Regions from separate parts of the Homo sapiens genome. Here region 1 is linked to region 2. Evidence: read pairs that join two places in POLR2A ChIA-PET (ENCODE). Cell type or tissue: A673. All regions are shown on one strand. Each heading gives the region's core, and the rest is flanking DNA. Links, peaks and the distances in the headings are about the cores only.

The links. Peaks named below come from ENCODE experiments on the same cell type or tissue, not always from the same donor. Only the 100,000 strongest peaks of a DNase experiment are listed, where the experiment ranks them.
Region 1: POLR2A ChIA-PET joins it to region 2 with 5 read pairs; 3 of 35 experiments call an interaction of 5 or more read pairs at or near these places.

What each region holds. Positions count from the first base shown.
Region 1 is chr12:1,466,380-1,471,759 of GRCh38, reverse strand. All of the region lies in intron 18 of ERC1 (ELKS/RAB6-interacting/CAST family member 1), which reads right to left. LOC124902856 (a long non-coding RNA gene) reads right to left here. Exons shown (of 2, transcript XR_007063156.1): 2 at 5,020-5,380. Among named protein-coding and RNA genes, the nearest start is that of LINC00942, 31 kb to the left of the region's middle. In A673, for the core only: no CTCF peak of the experiment used is centred there; no DNase peak of the experiment used is centred there.
Region 2 is chr12:1,045,995-1,051,374 of GRCh38, reverse strand. The region is part of intron 2 of ERC1 (ELKS/RAB6-interacting/CAST family member 1); the gene reads right to left. Among named protein-coding and RNA genes, the nearest start is that of ERC1, 57 kb to the right of the region's middle. In A673, for the core only: no CTCF peak of the experiment used is centred there; a DNase peak (open chromatin) is centred at 2,904; H3K4me3 peaks cover 996 bases; H3K27ac peaks cover 354 bases.

The DNA.
Region 1 (5,380 bases), core at 314-5,313, 420 kb before region 2:
GCTGTCACCACTCACAGTTGTTTATTATTCTTTGCAAGGTTAGAGTCAACCATTATTTTGTGAAAGTCAACAACTGAGAGACCAAGTAACCCCAGCAAAGGTGGACAAATGAATTGGGTCAGTGGCAATCTACAGGACCAAGAAACACGTGTTGCTAACACCTGTCACTCCAAATTAACCTCCTCATGTACAGCAGGAGCTGGAACCACGCACTACAATAGATACAACACTTCAGTTTTAAACCGTTATCTGGACAAAATCCAGAACAAATGTTTGCTTTCTGATGATTATATTTTGTATTCGCAGATGTCACCAACATACTCATATCTTAATTTCTAACTTACTTATGTCTAGACACTTCTAAAATTCTGGCTGTCTTCCTGCCTAAAGCATTCTTCCCTAGCTGAGATAATTTCAGTTTTTTCTACGTGATAGTCTGTGCCTACAGCAACTTTCCAGATTATCCTCTTTCCTGAAAAGTTATACCTCTCTAATTTTTTAGAGAAAGGGTCTCGCTGTGTTGCTCAGGTGGGTCTTGAACTCTTGGCCTTAAACGATCCTCCTGCCTCAGCCTCCTGAGCAGCTGGGACTACGGGTGTGTGCCACCATGCTCAGCAGGTTTTATCTTGATGTGGGTGTTATACCTTTTCTGAACAAGCTGGGAAGGGAGCTGAATAGCACGGGAGTTTGGCAAGAGAACAGAAAACATGACTATAAAAGACAAAAATGGGAATTAAAAAAATAAAACTCAACAGGAGATTTACATTGGTCTGATGAGCCTCTATACACTAAGAAAACAGGGGACCATCTCTTGTATAGAAATGTCCCTGGAACACCAAAGGAACTGTGACGTGGTATCCCACTCAAAGAACAAGCCAGTTACCCTTCTGTGTGGAATGCTTGGACGAAGTACAGTCCTGAAGCAAGAGATGGACGGATGGACTCTGGAAGTCTTTATCAGGCCAAAGATTTGCAGATGCAGGCTTGAGAAAGTGTGGAGTATTCTAAACAAAGAAGCAGATTTCCCAGTGAGGCAGATTTTTAATCTGGTTGTCTAAGCTGATTTGGTAATATCTCACATTATTTCTTACAAATCTATTAACTGAAGTGAACAGAGACGTTCAAATTAAGGGCTCGTCGTTATAAAAATGGAGAAAAATTTCCCTCCTTACCAAAGGGACCCATCAGAGCAGCAGCAGGGCTCTGGGAATCGCAGACACAGCCAGGTTAGCTAGTCCGCCTAGCGTATTTGGTTTGGCTCTCAGAAATGAAAAGTGTCAAAAGGGAGAAGATGAAGAAAAAAAAAAAACAAAAAAAACCCCAAACCCAAACAACTAATAAGAAACCTAATGCTGAAACTGTCAGGGTGGTAAGAACAAGGCTTTGTTGCAGTTAAGATTTAAGTGCTAAACCAGCACAAAGCCTGATCCACGTCCAGGCAATCTCTCAGGCCAGGCAGGAAGAGAGAAGGAAGTTTCCCCCCAGCCACAGTGGCACGTGCTCAATGCACCCTCTACGTCCAGGGTTGCACTCTGCTATTTCCAGTGCGTGGTATCTGATTCTAGGGCCACTGTGACAGGGAGAAACTGGAATGGCTCCCACAGAGAGCTATGGATCTTGCTGGATTTTTTTTTTTTTTAGTATAAATCTGATACATTCTCTGGGTGGTATCTCCTGACTCCCTTGTGAGATGACGAAATGACCCTTTGATGTGATACAAACTCCTGGCCCCGTAACTCACAAGGGCCATGGAAGGGGTTCCACGACTGCCAGAGCTCTAGGGTCCCGTGGGCTGCTCTGAGTGACCCCGGGGCATACCTGCCCAGTTCATGGCACACCACAGGGACATGGCAAGTTGTGTCTGACTTGGCTGGCATTGAGGAGGATGGGGGTGGGGTGGGGTGGGGCCTGGAGTTGCATGTTACTAGTTTTGGATTGCTAAAGGGAAAACAGTACTTTATGTGATTTGAAAGCTCTTGGGGAAGGTTGGGGTTGAAAGAAAAATATTCCCACAGCCCCCTAAAGCTCAGAGAATTTTGTTGTGTGTTTACTTAGGTGAAGAAGGGTGAGAATGAGGGACTCCCGGGACGTTTCCAGTCCAGTCTGGCTCAACGAATGCTTAAGGCTCTCCATACTTGTGAGTGCAGTTCCCCCAGAAAGTGTGGGTGAAGCCACGGAGCTCCAGGACCCACATGGCTTCACACAGTTTATTCCCACACGGAGGGGAGGCGAAGCCCACACCACAGCAAGCACTCTGGAAGGACCGCCAGGTCCTTCTTCTTTGCCTCTCTTTCTGAGAAAACAGCTGGAGAGGGCGGTGGGCCCACCCCTCCGAAGGAGCCAAGGGAGAGAGTGAGCTCCACACAGACCAAAGGCATGGAATCACCCACTGAACACAGCCCGTGGAGGCTGCTCCCAATCAACAGCTGCCCCAGCTACTCCCATGTTGCAGCACTTTCCAACGATCCCAATGCCCGTATGACAGCTGCTGGCAGCCTGCAGGGTGCCACACCAGACAGTGCTCAAGAGCTGGGCTCAAGGCTCCCACCAGCAGGACAGGGAGAAGAGAGCTGCGTGGAGTCACAGCCCTGCAGGAGACTCTTAATAAGATATTGTTAGTTATCTACTCTTCCTTTTTCTCCCTGCAAGAAATCCATAGTGCTTGGTTAGTGCACAACACCTAGCACAGACATGTATCTATCTGCTGTTATGCATTCCTGAAACACTCTGCTTGCACTAGAAGGCAAATGTCCCTGTGGCATCCTGCAGAGGAGTTAACATTCGTGAAGGAGAACAGTTACAGACAGAGATGCCTCTGACAGGCTAAGAGGACTTTCTTCCCAAGGTTGCACAGGGAAGTAGTGGGAAAAGGTCTGAAATGGAAGAAATGTCTAGTTCTAACTCTGCCACTTAGCTTTACCATCTTGAGCCTCTCTGTCCTCAGCTTCATTATGTGTATAAAGGGGAGATTAGATGATTTCTAAATTCTTTCCAGATTTAATAATCTGTGGCTAAATACAGCTCATCCCTGGTTTGCCTTATAAAATAACAGTAGAACAGTGATCCCTGAGAGCCTGCAGGCTCTTTCTTTCCTTTCTTTTCTCCTTTCTTTCTTCCTCCTTTCCTTTCCTCTCTCTCTCTTTTTCTGTCTTTCTTTTTTGATGGGGTCTTGCTCTGTTGCCCAGGCTGGAGTGCAGTGGCATGATCTCAGCTCACTGCAACCTCCACCTCCCGGGTTCTAGCGATTCTCCTGCCTCAGCCTTCCAAGTAGCTGGGACTACAGGTGTGCAACACAATGCTGGGCTAATTTTTGTATTTTTAGTAGAGATGGGTTTCACCATGTTGGCCAGGCTGACCTTGAACTCCTGACCTCAAGTGATCCACCCACCTTGGCCTCCCAAAGTGCTGGGATTACAGGCGTGAGTCGCTGCACCTGGCCCCTGCAGGCTATTTCTAGTTGGAGTTTTTTGCTTTCGTGAAGCCTTCCCCCTGCAGCTTTTCTGTCGTATCATACAGTGCTAAGAAAACTCATTACTCCATCTTTTCCATGAGTCTTTACCTTCTTGCTAGTTGTATTCTGACATCTATCTGTGGCTTACTTACTTTTAGAAGTAAGTATTTTTTGGTTCAAATTTAGGCTCAATCCTTGTAAAAGGTTGATGTGATTTCTCACATACTGTAGATCGGGAGTCTCCAACTCCCAGTACTGGGTCCGTGTACTGGTCCAGGCCCTGTTAGGAACTGGGCCACACAGCAGGAGGTGAAGGGCTAGCCAGGAAGCAAAGCTTCATCTATATTTACAGCCGCTCTCCATTGCGTGCATTACTGCCTGAGTTCCGTCTCTTGTCAGATCAGCTGAGGCATTAGATTCTCATATGAGCGCAAACCCTATTGTGAACCACGCACGCGAGGGATCTAGGCCGCGTGCTCCTTATGAGAATCTAATGCCTGATAATCTATCACTGTCTCCCATCACTCCCAAATGGGACAGTCTAGTTGCAGGAAAACAAGCTCTGGGCTCCCATGGATTCTACATTATGGTGAATTGTATAATTATTTCATTATATATTACAATGGAATAATAACAGAAATAAAGTGCACAATAAATGTAATGTGCTTCAATTATCCTGAAACCATCCCTTCCCTGCCACTCCCCTGTCTGTGGAAAAACTGCCTTCTGTGAAACCAGTCCCCGGTGCCGAAAACGTTGGGGACCGCTGCTCTAGATGTATCAGGTAGCCTAAAGTTGGAGAATCCTAAGAATAAAGATGCTCAATCATCAGGCCTGGGATACAATGAAGAGGTTAAGCTGGTTTTTAATCTGGCCATTGGGTCCCTCCCTTTTTTGAACCCTCCTTTTCCCAGTCTCTTCCTGTTTGTATCATCCTAGATACACTGGGCACGCTAAGGAGAAACTGACAACACACTGCCCTTCCTAGAAAACTTGCACTTAGAAAGGCAGTGCCTCAGAGAGATGCCTCATTCAAAGGAACAAACCGAACCACTGAAATTTCAGGCACGCAGGTCGGAGCCTTATCCAATATCCCATCACACTTTTCTGTTAAGTTGGCAATAAGATGTTAGTGTCCGAAGTTTGCTTTAGAGCTTACATTAGAAAAGAGTAAGATGTTTCCAGTCTGATAACATTAAAAACTACTATTTATCTTTAACAAGAACACCATGAGAAATCCCATCAATCACAACCTGATCTTTAGGGCTATTAAGCATCATTGCACTTTACAGCAAGATCTGTTATCTTTAGTGTTAAAATTAAAGACTCTCTTTCACTCGTTCAGACTATGCTAGGTAGGGGCACTTCCTTTTGTGCCTAGGTGGTCTTTTGTATAAAAAGAGGTAAACAAAGCAGGAAGATAGCATTTATACAGTGTAGAAGAATACCATAATCTTATCTCCGGAAAATTCCTGATTTCATTCAGTCGCTAAACAAGCACCTACTTCATATTTTATGGCTTTATGTCTCTTACACAACTCTTTTAGAAAGGGCCAGAGACTCAGTGCTTTTCTTACAGCATTCTTTATTGAAGTAACCAGCAGACCCTGAATGGCCCCTAAGGGAGTATTCAGTAATTACTGGACATAACAGATTCGCCAGGACCTCCTACCTTTTAACAGGCAGAGCCCCACAGTTTATTTGGAATGCAGTTTCCAGAGCTTGTTTGACAGTCAGTTATTTTGAAACCCTTAACAATTACCCAAGCAGTAGTTAGGTTCGGAAGTTGTTGCCATGAGCCTATTTTACCCATAATGTCTGTGGTGGGCTGAGCTGTGTCCCCACCAAATTCATAGGTGGAAGCCTAAATCACCAGAACCTCAGAATGATGTGACTGCATTTGGAGACAGGGCCTTTAAAGAGGCGATT
Region 2 (5,380 bases), core at 223-5,222:
TGTATTTTAGTATTCATGAATTTATGCTTCTTAGTCTAACTGCATTATATGCTTTTTAACCTCTAAATCCTCAACCCAGAATATACATTACGATTACCTTAGGAGAGTGTTTTAAAAATCCTGATGTCCAGGTTGTAGCCCACACCAATTAAATCGGGGGATGGGGGCTGACCAAAAGTATTTTAAAAATGCCCCAGATTCCAAGTGTGCAACAGTAGCTGAAAATCATGCAATCTAAGTGAAACTTTTTGTCTCTAGTTCAATATTTCTCCAAGTATGATGACAAAACTATCTGTATCAGAATCGCTAGTAGTTCCCAAAATGATATTAAAAATAATCTTCAGAGTGGTACATATATGACTTTTTTTTTTGAGACTGAGTCTCACTCTGTTGCCAGGCTGGAGTGCAGTGGCACAATCTCGGCTCACTGCAACTTCCGCCTCCCGGGTTCAAGCGATTCTCCTGCCTCAGCCTCTCTAGTAGCTGGGACTACAGGAACGCGCCACCACGCTCAGCTAATTTTTGCATTTTTTTGTAGAGATGGGGTTTCACCATGTTGGCCAGGATGGTCTCGATTCCTTCACCTCGTGATCAACCCGCCTCGGCCTCCCAAAGTGCTCGGCCTGACCTTTTTCTTAATAGTTATGTATTTACACTTTCATTTTTTATTTTTTGGCAAATGTTTTCCACGTGTAGTAGTGACAGTTTCATTTTAAAATAAGATTCAGTTTTTTAAAATGAGTCAATTTTTTAAATTACTAAATAAATAGAACAAAGAATAGGGAAAACACTGAATAGATGGTAAGCAAACAAAAAAGGTTCAGTTAACCTTCACAAATACAGATTCCTGAGCCTTCCCCCAGCAGTCCTAAACCAGAAACTTTGGGAGGGATCCAGAAATTTTAACAAGTGCTCACAGGTGATTCACATATAGTAAAGCTCATAGTGCTGTAATAAAGAAAATGCTCTAATAAAGAAAAATTGAGCCTTCTGCCACTAAGCAAAGAACAAGTTTGGGTGTAAAAGGGAACCTCTCATTCTATCCTGTTTGCTACCACCACTTCCCTGTCTCACACCTCCTGGGTCAGGAAGAAGTACAGTTTCTGCTTCAAGTCTTAGATCTTATCCTGACGTCCTGTTCCATCCTTTCTTTTTTGGCCAAGTCCCAAAATCCAGGGCTGATCATTTTGCTCTCTTCTCAGCCCTCTCGTTCTCCTTAATGCCATCACAGAACGGGTATCCCCACCCCAGGAGGTTGTGGAACAACCTCTTGTCCCACATCCATTTGCTTTTCCAGCTACCCTCTGAAGGCAATTCTTTTAAAATGTCATTGGCCGGGCGCAGTGGCTCACGCCTGTAATCCCAGCACTTTGGGAGGCCGAGGCGGGCGGATCACCTGAGGTCAGGAGTTTGAGACCAGCCTGGCCAACATGGTAAAACCCTGTCTCTACTAAAAATACAAAATTAGCCGGGCATGGTGGCACATGCCTGTAAATCAGGAGGCTGAGACAGGAGAATCGCTTGAACCCGGGAGGTGGAGGTTGCAGTGAGCTGAGATCGTACCATTGCACTCCAGCCTGGGCAACAAGAGTGAGACTCCATCTTAAAAAAAAAAAAAAAAAAAAAAGATCACAAAACACTGGTAAATCATCCGATGTTACTTGTCATTTGTCCTTTCAAATTCCAATGATAACCAACCTCTATCCATTCAAACTGCAAATTGTTTATATATTGTGGCATGGTTAGAAAATCCCCTCACTAGACTGAGGATGGCAAATACATTTCAGTTCACACTACCAACTCTTATCCATTTGTAGTAGCCAGTGGTTCTCAACCAACCTTGACTTCACATTAGAATGACCTGGGGAGATTTTTTAAATCTCCACAGCAAGACCACCCCCAAGCCCAATCAAATCAAATTATCTGAGGGTTTGGGTGAGACTCAGGCATCAGGTTTTGGTTTGTTTGTTTTTTAAGTTTCTCAGTGATACCAATATGCAGCCAAGGTTGAGAATCACTGATCTGGGTTCAGCTAGAGATGTTGTCAAGAGAGATTTAGAGATGATCTGCCATGAGCAGGCAACGTTTTTGCCAATCCTGCACTATTCACTCAGGCAAGTACAGCAGACTCTGACAGAACAGTGACTTCTGAGGACAGAAATGTCAAATTCCAGTATCAATGACGGTAATGCGCAAATATTTGTTTACATTTATCTTGGGGTGTTTCTTGACAAAAACATAAAAAAACAATTTGCTTACTCTGGCCTGCCAGGTTTTTTTAAAAAACCAAACACCATACTTCCAAATATGCACAGTAGCTTTATGAAATTAAGCTGTCTCAGATACTTATAATTTTCAAGAAGGCCTAAGATGGTGAAATTTATAACTTATTTAGCTGAATCTACTCAAGGGGAGATCCGAAGCAAGAGAGTTAAAATAGACAAACACTACTGTCTATAGGTACCACAAAGCATATGCAATCACAAGTTCAATACCACACATCACAAACAATTCCAACTGTTTCTGTGATCAGAAGTCTCTGTGATACAGATCCCTTTCGTAATTATATTATACTAGTGCAATTAGAGCTACTCATTCAATGTCTTGCACAGACTATAAATCTTTGAGTATGTGAAATTCAGATTTAAAAATCTATTTTGTAATAAATTTGCCACCAAAAAATTTTTATAATACAACATTAAGGGAAAAGCATATTCTAAAAAGTAATAAAATTTAGCTTTACTCTTGATGTGACAGAGAAATAATGTTTAATTTTAGGAAGCACAATTTTTCTAATAAATGAACACTTGGCACAAAGTATCGCAATTGTATCCACTTCCTGCCATAAATGCCAGCAGCAAGTACCTCCTGTTTCAAGATCCTCTGAAGCCAATGAGTGGGCAGAACACAACCAGAGCCAAAATGGGGAACACATGGTATTCGCTCTTTGAAAAAAATCAGCAGTGGATTACAACCAGGAGGGGAAGCCATCTGTCACAAGAAAAAGAGGTGGCAGGAGCTGTAACATGCCATCTCAACCTGCACAGTCACATTTTAGATTTTAACCCTTGTAATGAACGATAGGTTTCAAAATTATGAGTGTCAAGGTTATGGATGGAATGGGAAGAGGAAGAAAAACCACTAACACTGTAATTCTACTAATACCATAACCCTATCCCATACTGGGAAGAGCAACAACATAGCAGCAAACAGAAACCAAACAAATGCAAAAACATCACAAACGAGTCAACACTTTGAGAAAGTCAACGCCCTCTAGTATGGGAAGTGCTGGCCGCTGTTACCTGCATTACCTGCATCTAGCCTGAGAACATTTTGCCCAAAACTTCAAAATGAACAAAGGAAGGCGACTTCCACAATTTAAAGATGAAAGCGAACTACAAGTCAAAAATCAACCTTAACCACTGTCTCAATTCCCCCTACCCTTTACCCACCCTAATTCACCCTCCATCACCTTGAATAAGGTAAAATCATAGAACAATTAAATAGATTGAAAAAAAGAATCTTACTAAAGTGTCAGTCCTATCTTCTCTGTGGTCTTAAACCCATTAAAACCCGTTTTAGACACATATAACAGGTTTCTAACCTTCAGAGGAGCACAAAACTAACATTAGTTACTGTCATTTTTAAATCCAGAATATAGTGAGGTTTAACTAAGAAAAAGTGTAGCCACTAAACTTCTATTTATTTAAATCAGCATTTTATACTGCCATTACAATGTAGGAACACTGTTTGTAAACACATTATTTGAGAAATCAGAAGTGGTCACACTAATTCTAGTTTATTCACTTACTTGTCAATATTCTTTCATTCAACCAGTTCTTGAAACCTTACCTCCTCCACCCAAAGCCATCTCTAAAACGAAAATAGTGATTTCCCCTTGAATAGATTCAGCCAAAAATCCAACTACTGGTAATGTAATTCTTCTTTCGGGCTTTGGCATACAATGGCTTTTTTTGGGGGGTGGGGGGTAGAATATATATAGACATTAAAAAAGCCATTTAACAATTTTTAATTAAAATATTTCTGTATGTGTCAATAAATGTTTTATTTTTAAATTAAATCAATGACGGGGGGCTTATGCCTTATGCTCCTTAAGAACAACACGATAAATATTTATGATAGAGAAACAGTTACCCTCCACCAAGTTAATAGTGTAATTTATTATTCTAATTATACCAAAAATGAACTCAATAGTTCAGAAATAACAGATTTATTTGTTCAAAAGTTCAATAAGTAGGACATCAATAAGTAGGACATTTCAATCAACAGACCTCTGGGGAAAATCCACTGGGTCACATAAAAATACACCAAATGTTCATGCATCATGAAGTAATTAATGCTGAATTCTTCATTCAACTACTCAGTGATAACACTTCAGGCAACTATAGAATAAGGCTACTTTCCTCTTTTCCTAAAACAACTACGGCAAATGTGAAGGGTGCGTCACATCCTGAAGTCTCTGATTTCCTTCTCTGCTAGCCAAGTGCAGTGATGAAGCATGTACCGTGGAGTGGCACCATCTAGGCAGAAGGCTGCCTCTGCCACCTAACAGCCATGTGACCTTGGGCAACTTACTCTCAGCCTCAGTTTCCACTTCAATAAACAGTACCTACCTCATAAAATTGTTATGATGGTTAATAACATAGAGCACATAAAACAGGGCCTGTTTCTTAGTAAACACTACACAAGTGTTAGCTATTATTATTTACTCTGTTATCCAAACAAAGTATTGAAAAACTTTGTAAAAGGCCAGAGAGTAGACACTGTATTTCAGGTCTAGTAAGTCATATAGACTCTATCACAACTACTCTATCTACCACTGGTGTGAAAGCAGCCATATATAATACAAAAATAAACATAGCTGTGTCCCAATAAAACTTTATTTATGCACACTGAATTTTGAATTTCATATAATTTTCACATATCACAATATATTAATTTTTTAATCATTTAAAAATGTAAAAGCCATTCTTTGCTTATAGGATGTACAACTCCTGTAGGAAGGATTTGGCTATAATGTGGTGTTCCCTATTATAAACTAATGTTTCTCAAAGCCAGTCCATGACCAAGTTGCCTTAATAAAACTGTCACTACAAAGTTAAAATCTGTATTTTCTTGAAAGAACTGTCTCTTATTGTGGAATGATGCACAATTCCTTTGGTGTTAGATTGACCTTCCCCTTATAAAACAACAGTAATACTATGTAGTCATGTATCACTTTTTAATTGTTTTTATTTGACAATCCTATGCCAGTCTCCCCCACTTTTTTTCTGTTATTTATATTTTATTTTGCTAGTGTGCAAAATGCAAGTCTGGGAATCATTACTCTACTGCTTCCTGCCTAATCAAAACAAGAAAA